Regions from separate parts of the Homo sapiens genome. Here region 1 is linked to region 2. A link is a loop called in an ENCODE intact Hi-C map of the cell type or tissue named here. Cell type or tissue: endothelial cell of umbilical vein. All regions are shown on one strand. Links, peaks and the distances in the headings refer to the core of each region. The heading gives the core; the rest is flanking DNA.

What was found. Hi-C counts contacts between places; a loop is a spot of excess contacts. Peaks named below come from ENCODE experiments on the same cell type or tissue, not always from the same donor. Only the 100,000 strongest peaks of a DNase experiment are listed, where the experiment ranks them.
Region 1: a loop joins it to region 2, with 6 times the contacts of the local background. A loop is called at or near these places in 1 of 110 quality-filtered maps.

Annotation. Positions count from the first base shown.
Region 1 is chr18:49,244,685-49,250,526 of GRCh38, forward strand. All of the region lies in intron 13 of DYM (dymeclin), which reads right to left. Among named protein-coding and RNA genes, the nearest start is that of MIR4744, 200 kb to the left of the region's middle. In endothelial cell of umbilical vein, for the core only: no CTCF peak of the experiment used is centred there; a DNase peak (open chromatin) is centred at 3,267.
Region 2 is chr18:49,855,992-49,861,833 of GRCh38, forward strand. It overlaps MYO5B (myosin VB), which reads right to left. Exons shown (of 40, transcript NM_001080467.3): 30 at 822-899. Among named protein-coding and RNA genes, the nearest start is that of SNHG22, 45 kb to the left of the region's middle. RefSeq lists enhancers at 107-607, 608-1,108. In endothelial cell of umbilical vein, for the core only: a CTCF peak has its summit at 2,931 (motif pointing left); a DNase peak (open chromatin) is centred at 2,890; H3K27ac peaks cover 541 bases.

The DNA of each region.
Region 1 (5,842 bases), core at 949-4,948, 610 kb before region 2:
GGATACCAGCTTCACAGAAGAAGAAGAAGAAAAAAACCCAAAAACAAGGTAGTCTATAGGCACACTGGTTCCTCCTTACCTATAGAGCCAGTAGATTTTAACCATTTGTTTTAGCTCAATTCAAGTATCAGAATTTCATCATTCATTCAAATACCTACTGCACCATCAAGAACAAGACATGGTGCTGTGAGCCCTCTAACAAGGAAGATCTTTTTCCTTTGATAATTACTGGGTAACTGTTGCGGGAAATCAGGGACCCGGAACAGAGGGACTGGCTGAAGCCATAGCAGAAGAACATAAATTGTGAAGATTTCATGGACATTTATTACTTCCCCAAATTAATACTTTTATAATTTCTTATGCCTGTCTTTACTGCAGTCTCTGAACATAAATTGTGAAGATTTCATGGACATTTATCACTTCCCCAATCAATACTTTTATAATTTCTTATGCCTGTCTTACTTTAATCTCTTAATCCTGTCATCTTCGTAAGCTGAGGATGTATGTCACTTCGGGATTCTGTGATGATTGTGTTAACTGTACAAAATGTTTGTAAAACATGTATTTGAACAGTATGAAATCAGTGCACCCTGAAAAAGAACAGAATAACAGCGATTTTCAGGGAACAAGGAAAGATAACCATAAGGTCTGACTGCCTGTGGGGTCAGGCAGAATAGAGCCATATTTTTCTTCTTGCAGAAAGCGAGTAGGAGAAATATTGCTGAATTCTTTTCCCAGCAAGGAACAACCCTGGGGAAGGAATGCATTCCTGGGGGTAGGTATATAGATGGCCACTCTGGGAATGTCTGTCTTATGCCGTTGAGATAAGGACTGAAATACGCCCTGGTTTCCTGCAGTACCCTCAGGCTTACTAGCATTGGGAAATTCCAGCCTGGTAAATTCTAATCAGACTGGTTCTCTGCTCTCGAACCCTATTTCCTGTTAAGATGTTTATCAAGACAATGTGTGCACAGTGGGACACAGACCCTCATCAGTAATTCTAATTTTGCCTTTGCCTTGTGATCTTTTATTGCCCTTTGAAGCATGTGATCTTTGTGACTTACTCCCTGTTCGTACACCCCCTCCCCTTTTAGAATCCCTAATAAAAACTTGCTGGTTTTGCAGCTCAGGTGGGTATCACAGAACCTGCCGATATGTGATGTCAACCCCGGCGGCCCAGCTGTAAAATTCTTCTCTTTGTGCTCTTTCTCTTTATTTCTCAGACCAGCCGACACTTAGGAAAAATAGAAAAGAACCTACATTGAAATATTGGGGGCTGGTTCCCCCGATAGGTGACTGCTATTCAGCAGATGCCATTCTAAGCACTTTAAATGTATTAACTCATTTAGTCTTCACAGTGGCCCTAGGACAGTAGTCCCAGTTTGTAAAGGAGGAAACTGAAGGACATTGAACAAATGAACAAATTGTAAATGCTCGGAAAACTCACAATACTTGTGATAGGGAGTTATCTACCTACCTTTTTAAAGCTAGCTTTTCCAAACTATCCTTGTCTCTCCTAAGGAAGCATTCTCTCTTCCCTTGTTTGTCCTATCTCTGCAACATCTGATTCAGTATGTATTTACATTGGACACGTGAGCCACTTTAAATCTTTTTACCTTTGTTTATTCCCATTTCTCCTGTTAACACAACACTGTTTCTTTGTCTTGGAAAAGGTACTTTTTAAAAGTCCATGAAACACATGCAATTCATCAAGAAGGAAAATGCTTTATTAAGTCACTCTATTTTTCTTATCTGGCCTTAGCATTTTATAACATATCAAATATCACAATTTTGTAAAAGACAGAGAGAAAGCGTGCCTCTTTTCTCTCTGTTCTGGGAAAAATACTAGGCTATGAACCTAGATGACTTGGTTTTTTGTCTGCTTCTGCAACAGTGTTCACTTGGACTGGTCACATAACTCGAGATTTTAATATTCCCATATGTAAAATGTGGAAATTTGCCTTAGATGATCTTTAAAGGTCCTTCTAAGTCTATAATTTTATGACTTGTAAATAAGGCTTTAGAGGTGGAGTTAATGACACTGACATCTGAGTTGGAGGTTCATTATGACACATGTACAAAGCAAAGAGGAATGAGGCCATTCCATCCTTTGCTTCTTCTAAGATATTTAAATACAATGCATTAGCAACTGAGAGATAAAACCTAGAGCAGTATCAACTGGCTACCTTACTGAAACAGTGACAGGTTTTTCCAATGGCAACAGAAATTCATAACTAGGTAAGGAGTGTTGGGAGACAATTCCCCACTCTCTCATGTTTTGCACATCTTAAAAGCAGAGGCATTAGCAGCCTTGTGCTCCGGGCTATCTCTGCGTGGATGCTTGTAGAGTGAACAGACTTGGAAGACAGAGATGGTGTCTCTCTCTAGAGCAGAGAGTAGTTTACTATCAAATACATTAAAGATGTCTCCCTTCAAAGCAAAGGTTGGGCAGGTGTGCTTGAAGGCTATCATAAAAGACTGGGGATTCCCAAGCTCTGGGTTCCGCTCCTGTATTGCAACCCACTGCACTTACAGGTGTCACCTGGCCCTTGTCATGTTGCCCTGTGGGTATGGGAACCACACAAGAAATGAATATTCTGGCTCCTACTACTGCTGCGAGTAATAATTTATGATAAAAAATATAAAAAAAGGACAATAACAAACTGTCCTTTGTCCTTGACCCAGGAGTCTTGGGTGTCCTACCAGAATCTACAAAACTGTAGCAGGTAAACTTGTTAGCTTGAAAGTAGGTAAAAATCTTACAACCTTCATAAAAATAAACAGGAATGGAGGCTTAATAATTCATGGCTAAGAGGACAAAGTTGAACCACACCAAGTTACCTCTGTAACATGATGGTGACATTCAATAAAGCTCTATGGAAGTTATTTTAAAGTTTAATTTGCTGTGTGGCAATTTTGTCCACAAAGGTCTTTACTTATAAGAAATAAACAATCTGATAAACATATGACATGTTTCTTTAAAGCTGACATTTTGAATGTGCCAGCAGTCTAAACTGAAATTAAACCAATTATGAAGTTTTCTTGTGTCCCATCAAGTCTGCCAAGACACCCTGTTGTACAATACTAGCAATTTTTTGAATAGGTAACCATTTTCTACTGGAAACTTATAAATTTTCAGAGAGGAGCTGTCTAAATGTTCTCAATGTAACTCCTTAAGAAAGGACTAAACTAAAAAAGCAAACCAAGCCAGATTTCCCTGAAAAACTTAGCTGCCTTCAAAGTACCACTGGCTGTAGGAAATACAGGAAGCCAGATTTTCAAGACAAACATTCCTCCTTCCTTTCCTGGTTACTGCTATGCCAAGATCAAACAAGGATCAGCAAAGACCAAAGGAATGAAGAAACTGGAACCTTTTTATTGCCTGGGCATTGGGCAAGAGCAAGCTAATTCTATCTTTTAAAAAATGAAATCATATACATTTAAGAGAAGTATTTATACTGCAAGCCATTGCTCAGATCTCCTACCAATCTACAATAAAACAATTATTAAAAACTTCTATCTATGTTCAGTGAGATCTTCATTTTCTTTGTTAGAAAAATATTTGGGGAATATAGGCAATTCAAAAATCCATTGGGCAGGGAATCAGAATCTTGCAATATTAGCAGAGACCAATACATTCTTTTGTAGAGATGTTATCCAGATTTATTTTTAGATTCAAAATATCTCAAAAATGTTATAATACTATAATAGAGAAAATAGAGATGCAAGACTTTACAAGCCATCATTAACTCTTACACCACTCAAATGAAGTAGGTATGATATCTCATTCAAGAGATGAAAAATAAGTTAAATAACTCAGCAAGGTTTTGGAAACAGAACTGAACCATTCATTACAATTCTTACCATCAGATAATTCCTTCCCTAAAGAAATAATTTCCTGACTACAGTGCTAACAATAATATGAGGTTGAAATAAAATCGAAGTTTAAAAAAAAAAACCAACTATAACACTTAATTTCTAGATACAACAAATGGCATTCGTCTGCAATAAAAACATATCTTAAAGAGGACTTCAGCAGTGGTAGGCATTCATAAGTATTAAATTAAAAATAAAGTTTAATATCAAGGATTAGATATAAAAAATATTATTGTCTCAGGCTAAAAGACACACAGTTCTTATCACTCTTTTCCAGGATAATTTCCACATACCATGTATTGTAATACCTGAACACATCCATACCTGTCTCAAACATGTCAGTTCTAAAAAAGTGGAAAAGACCTTCCTGTCTTTGCTACTATAACTTTAGGTACTTAGATAGATTGGGAGGCAGGTGGAATCAGGGCTAGGGGAAAGCAAACTGAATGACCACCAAGGGCACGGCTACCTTAGATTGTAGAGAACTGTCTGTTCCAGATCAATCCCAGGAGTTTGGATCCATGGTCCCATGGTGAGCGAGTCACTCTCAGAAAGAGTATTCTGCCATTCTTGGAGTGAGCCAGGCTTTTGATCTGGACAAACCTGGGATAGCCACTTACCAGCTGTGAAGAGTCAATACCCTCGACTGTCTAAACCTCCAGACTTCAACTAGCCTTAAATGTAACACAAGAGAGATAAGTGGTGAGACACTGAGGATGGCAGGTATAAATTTATCATTAAATGGACTTTTTAAAAAATAAGGCAATATTTCTAAAATTATCATAATCATATATTATGTTATTACATATTTGAATTGTGCATGTGTGTGTGTGTAATATAAATTCATCCCAACAAATAGGTCAATTTGCTTATTAATATTCCCTTTCATGTTTGAGAAAAAAACCCATGAAAACTTAATTCAGTGGGAACAGAAGTGAGGAAGCCTGTTGGGGTAAGTTACTATTAAAGAATTATTTAAATGAAGGCTGGGGGCAAATTGTCTTTCTTTCTTTAATTCCATGAGCCTGAATGGTCTAAAAGATCTTATTTGCCCAAAATAGAGGAGCTGACCACGTAGTTCAACAACCAACTTCTGTTTTGTAGTCTTCAAAAAAATGCTGGGTGATTAAAATATGTGTCATCATGAGTGCAGGGCAGGAAAAGGCAACTCATATAAAATGCCAGCTTGAGACTACTACACGGAAGTTGCACAACCATACACTTAAAATCTGAAGTGTATATACTCACTCCTGATGGCTGTGAGAAAAAGTGAAAGCATAAGTCATGGATTTGAGAATTTTAAAGTTCTTAAATTGCATGATTAAATTTTATCAGAAATAACTGTATTGCTCTCATAAAATTGTTTTAATTAAAACCTAATCTATACTTTGTATTACTTTATTCTCAAGAGGTGTGAAAACCCAGAAAGCTTTCAATAGAGTCTGGCACTGTCTAAAGCATCTTATGGACACCAGATCATCAACTTCACTAGTTTCAAGCGGCAGCAGACATCTGCAAAATATAGCCAGATGCTAATCAACTTGCATGAAGTCTCAGAATAGTGGGTGCCAGAACTAAGTTTAAATTCCAGATGCCAGCCCATCTTCTAAGAATCAGTCACTAACTATTTATTAAAAGTCTATTGTGTGCCTAGAGAGAGCAACTCTCTGTAAAGTAATGCAAAGAAATATAAAATAAGTCTTTTATCTCCAGTAATTATTACTCTGCTTAAGCAACAGGACTTGCAACTCCAGGCCAGGCCAGTATGTTGTAAGTACCTACACTGGACAGGTAAGACTTGGAAGTTCTATCTTTCCCACACCTACTTCTGAAAGAAGCCAGGTAACCATATCCAGATCTTCTAACATGTAGCTTTCTCCTTTCCTGGGTCTTTCCTTCCTGTTCTAGCCCCAGTAACTAGCCCCTAGGCCAGAAACTGACAGTGATCCATGGGCTGCTACGAAGA
Region 2 (5,842 bases), core at 1,082-5,081:
TCAGGCTCCAATAGGCAAAGCTATGCCACAGCTCTTAAAAGCCACCTGCAGTCAACTGGCCTATGGTGTGACCATCACATGGTGTCCTTTTGCTGCATGCCTACCCTGTCTGGCTAAGCTGCTCACCCACTGCTGAGGGCCAGTGGGTTTCAGGCACAGACTCTGGTATCAGCTGGAACCAGGTTCAAATTCTGGATCTTCTGTTTCACCAGCAATTTCCTTAAACCCTCCGGGCTTCAGTGTCCCCACCCCATGAAGGTGCTGTGAGGCCAGATGTCAAGGCGCATGCACTGCACTTGGCTGCCATCAGCTCCAGGGAGTCCCGGAGATCAGGACCAGCACACATACTGATGGCAGGCTCTGGGGGCACAGGTTACATTTGGAGCACAGCCAGCAGCACAGATCAGGCAGACATTTTTGGCTGATCCTGCAGTTAGGAGGGCCAATATGTAGTGTGAAAGCAGCACAGGCCCAGGATTCCCCAGAGGTATGTTTCCTTCTCAGCCTTGTTCTAAAGAGCTGTGTGCCTGCCGCTATGTGACCTCCTGCTCTTGTCTCTTTCTTCACCTATAGAACAAGTAGGCTGGACCTCAGGAGGTCCACTAAATGCTATCACCTTGACCCAAACAACCAGCCACCCTCAGCCATATCTGTACAGCCTGGGCACAGTGACAGATGGTCAACCACAGGGGCTACCAGCCAGACTGCATGCCAACTGTTCCCCGTGCTCTCGCACCCACTGTAGCTGAAAAACGGTTAAGCATAGACATGAGCAGGCCCAACGGACAAAGCAGACACAGGAAGAAAGGAATATGTTCCACCTGGCAACTTGCTTTAGGCCTTGGTAGGCCAAGCCGAGTTCTCCATCTTCATTTAAATATCCCCAATCCTCAGTCTTGCTAGAAACAAAGGACAGAAAAACAGGGTGTCCAGTGTAGACGGAAGAGACAGGCAGGCAGGGAGTCCTGGAAAGTGAGGAGATTCTAGCCAAGGTTTGGAAACGAAAAAAAGGCAAGGCTCAAGAACTCCCATTTTCCCTTCCTCCTCTCCTGTCACCTGCAAACAGCATCTCTCCCATAAGTCCTCCAGTTTCAGGTACTGTCCTGGAAGTGGGTTCATGTGGTCTCATGTGGGGCCTGCTAATAACCCCAGGTGGGAAAGCATGCTGCCCCAGAGACAGCAGAGGGCCAGCTTGTTCTGGTAACTCTGTAAATGGCAGCAAGGCAGCAGTGTGGGTAGTGTGGAAGCATTCACATAGCCTCACACATGGTGCTTCCCTCAATCAGATTGATTCAGACAAGCACAGGGAGAGATGCAAAAGGGGCTGGGAGGAGAGAACCCTAAGTGTGCATGGAGGAAGCGGGAGGCAGTGAGCAGGCTCATGGTGGGGAACACATTGCATCTGCAGAGCAGCATGGGAAGCCCCTGGGGGACGTCAGGCCCACCCAGGGTAAGGAAGGAGACTGCAGACACTACCTGCTTTTCAATGCAGATCTTTCTGGGACTCCTTAAAGGCACAAAAATATTAACTAATCTTAACTTCAGCTCTCCTTGCAGGGTCTTTCTCCAATAGCTAAAACAAGTTTTGTGATGCCCTAGATGAGAACTGAATGATGTCTCCCCTTGACCTTGGGACTGGGGTGCGTTACCACTTTTTACTCAATTTGGGAAAGCAGAACTCTTTACCCCTCTACATGCAAACTCTTTTGCTGTGTCCAAGTCACCCAGTGTCTGCCCCATGCCAGCAAGGGCAGCTCCTGGAGGTCAGGTGTGTCCAATGTTCCACCTCCACCTAGGTCCTCAACCTGCGCAGCCCTGGGCACACAGAGATACTCAAGGGCCAGCAGAGTTGGGTGGAGGAGGGCAGGTAGGGGCCTGCTGCCCCCAGCAGGACTCTGCCGCACCTCCCTGCTCCTAACAGCCTCTGTTCCTGGAGTACTCCTCCTGCAGGCCAGATTCCAGCTTTCCAGGCAGGAATAATGGAGCAAGAACTGCATCCAAACAGCCCTAAATGAGGACCTGTAATGCCCTCGTCCTCATTCCCAGGGTGCAAACCATCTGTAAACCAAAAATAAAATCCTAAGGCCCCCCACCATCTGAAGGGACTTCCTCCTCAGCCAGGGCTCTTTTAATGTTTAACCTGAGAGACTGTTTCAGGCCACGATAGGAAGTGGGGGTCCGATGTGCCTCATTATACCTCTCCATCATTAACATCAACATAGACTTTAACAAATCCCAAACTCATAACTCAGCATCATCCCGTCTCAGATGTTAGTGCCTGCATTTTACTACGGCCTTTCATGGCTGGTGCTTTAACCCAAAGGCACAGCTCACTGGAGGACTGTAGGCACCACTGCAGTGATTCTTGGGGAGGGCCGGAAGTAGAGCGCATCAGCGCTGAAAGGGAACAAGTGCAGGGATCCTGGGCTCCACCCACCTCCTTTCCCACACCAGAGAGACACTGACTCCTGCGCCAGGACCCAGGGTCTCCAGACCTTGAACTAAAGCTCCTTTCCAGCCTCCAGCCCCCCACCCCCCAGGGAGGGGCTGCTGGGGCTCTGTCTCAGAGGTTCACCTCACCTCTGTCGTCCCCGTAAACCTACAGACTGCAGAGCTCTCTAGGGTGGGGCACGCGAAGCTGACTCACACAAGGAAGTTAGGATTAATGAATGCCCAGGCCACCAGCCTCACAGGGCCATACTCCCAGAATTCTTAATTCTGTAACAAGCCAGGCACTATTGACAAAGATAAAAGTAGAGAACTGTGCAGCCCAGGCAGCCCACAGTGCTCAGGAAATCAGACACACGAGTAAACTAAAAACCAGTCAACCAACTTGCTTCAGCCGTTGGTTCCCAGAGGAAAGAACCCCTGGAGGAGCTCCTCCAGCTCCACTTAGGCCATTATGGGCCAAGGCCAGGGAGGGAGCGCCACCTCCTGGTGGGAAAAGAAAAAGCCCAAACTACTTGGCTCAGGATTTTTTGTTGAAAATGTAAGTGCTTGATATCAATTAATAAATCTACAAATATTTCCAGAGAGACCACTGTGACACACAGAGATAAGTTAACTCACTGCAGTCAGTCTCCAGCCACAGGGGGCAGTGAGGCTCGGCATCCAGGAAACTGGCTGGAGAACCTAGCATTGGGGCAACTCCCAGCCCCACCTGTAATGAGCCCGTGGCCCGGGCTAATCACCTCCACGCCCTGGGCCTCTCTTTCTTTACGGGTAAAGTGAAAGTAGCCTACTGAATTATCGCAAAGGTTTCTTCCAGATCTTTAATTACTAACCTTATTGCAAAGGTTTCTTCCAGATCTTATAAAAAGCCAGACAAGGCCTAGGATAATATTTACTTGGCCTCTGTGAAGATATTGGAAAAACAGGATCTATCAACCATGGCCCCGCCACAGTTAAGAACCTGCCTTCCTGGGGAAACAGACAAGATTCCTGCCAGCTCAGAGATGGTCAGTTTCCCGGTTCTAAAAAGCCCACTGTGTGCTCCACAGACAGCCTAACTTCTTTAGTTCATACCCAAGCTTTCTATTCAACCTCCTAGCATATTCCCTGGGACCTCTGGGAAATGGAAGGCACACTCCAAACACCAGGAACAACAGAGAAACATCTGAGGCCCTAGGCCTGGCCATATGAGGGTGAACAGTTTGTGGATTAATATGACCTAGCCATGAAATTACAGCAGACCCAAACTGTGCTGCCAACTCAGGACCAGCAGAACTTTGGGGAACATAAGGAAATGATCACCTCCTTGAAAAAAGCCAAGAGCTCTTAGTCAGGACTGGTTAAAGCTGGGCCCTCTGGGGAGGGGCTGGGCAGAAGCTAGCTCTTCCCGCCTTCTTTGCCATTCTGAGCAAGGCAGCCCACAGCAGCCGAGGCTCAAGGTCAAATGAGCCAACAGCTCCGAGCAAATCTTGAGACTGCACACAGTTCCTTGTCAAACACAGTCTCCGCTGTCCCGGACAGGCCCCTGGTGTGTGTATTGGCGGGGGGCGGCGGGTGTGAATAATAACCCCAGGTGCGCCCGACCAAGCCCAGGTGCCAATGCCTGGAGGCCTCCTGTCTTGCCGGGGACCTGCTGGATGGAGAGGAGCTGCTAGGAGGTTTTCTGGGACCTCGGGAATGCACCAGTCTCACTTTGGAGTTTTACACTCTTGATAAGGCTTGGGTAGAAGTGGACAGGAATCAAAGGAGCACTGTCAAAGAGCCAGACCAGAGCCCTGGCCACACTCCTGCCCCTACCTAACTCTGACTTTAAGTGCTCACCCCGAGGTGAGGTTGGGCTGAGGGCAGTGGCAACTTGTGCCCTCCTAAACCACTTCCCCATCCTTCTCCCATATACAGCCCTGAAAAGAAGACAAACTGCCCAGCACCCAGCTCATGTTCACAGCCCTCTTCCCCCTTCATTTTCCTATATATAAAATGGTGATAATGATGCTGGTGTCTCTTAGTTCCCAGAGGTAAAAAAGGAGAAAGCTTTGTGGAAGCAGAAGTGCCACCCGCATTCCTGCAGCTCCTCTCAGAGCAGCTCCTCAATAATAGCTTCTCTCCCCAGAGTTCAAAACAAGGGAAAAGACACAGTTATAGGGACCAAAACAAAACTCTACAAACTTATGAAGGTTAGCAAGTGATAAAAGTTCTGAACTTGAGGATCATGAATGCTTAAAGAGGCTATGACTGGGAATGTGATGGAAGCCCCCAGAAATCTAAGCAAAATTCAGCATATGAGTGTAACTTCCTCTAGGGAGAGGATAGATGTCATCAAAATTCTAAATGGTCTTTCACAAATCACACATGTGTAGATATAATTTATATTTAAACAGTAGAACTCTCCATTACAGGAAAACTGTAGGAAACGCAGAGCAGCTGTCTATCTCCAAAGCACCCCAGTTGCCAGGGTGGCCCTCATGGTAATGGGAATCCCCTTGTCATGGGCTCCACAGAATCCCAGTTGGGTCCCTGTTCCCTGCCTCTCCTCCCTCAATGCTGGGATTTGCAGCAATCATGAACACTTCCCAAAGCTAAAGGCCAGACTGGGAGAGAGGCAGGCCCACCATGGCCACTTCCACAGCACCTGGTGCAGCACACACTGCGAAGCTGGCTCTTCAGGCCTCCACTCCCCAGGGCAGCCAGCTCCTTTTCTGTACTTAACTCAGTTTCACAGGCTATTAATTTCCTATTGTACACCAGGCTTGCTGGGAACAGAATTATTTTAAGATATAATAAAAGCTATTTTTATTTTATCACCATCATTATTATTGCTGTAAAGGAAGACAAATCCAGGGTATTAAGCAGCCCCTGGGAAAACCTAAACTGGGGTCTGGATCCCTGACAACCGCTGCATGAATAAAAGAGGCTGCCAATGGTGACGGCTCTGAAGATCGGGGAGATACGCACACCGCTTGTCAGACCAAGCACACAGCTGCTTCTTCCCTTCTACTTTAGTATCACCTGGGCTTTTTCTTATTCATCTCATTTCTTATCTTCAACCCAAGATAATTTAAAATGACTAAATCTTGACTCCAGTTTTAGCACTGAGAGAGTCACCTTCATTCCTTTTCTCCCTCCTTTAGGGAAAAGAATTATACCTCTCTTGAAATAAATTTAATTTCCTCCTGGAGCCTGTGACACCACCTTCAACTTCTGATTACCTACTCAGTGGCTGGAAACTGCCCCAGCCTGAGTCAGGCCTTCCGGATTCTACCTTGACTCAGGCACAGGCCACCCGTGGGCCTAAGCTGTTCCACCCCCCCGGGCCTCAGTCTCCTTCTCTGCAGAAAGAGGGACTGGATGAAAAGATCTGGGAATCAAAGTACCAGAAGTCTTCAGTGACTCT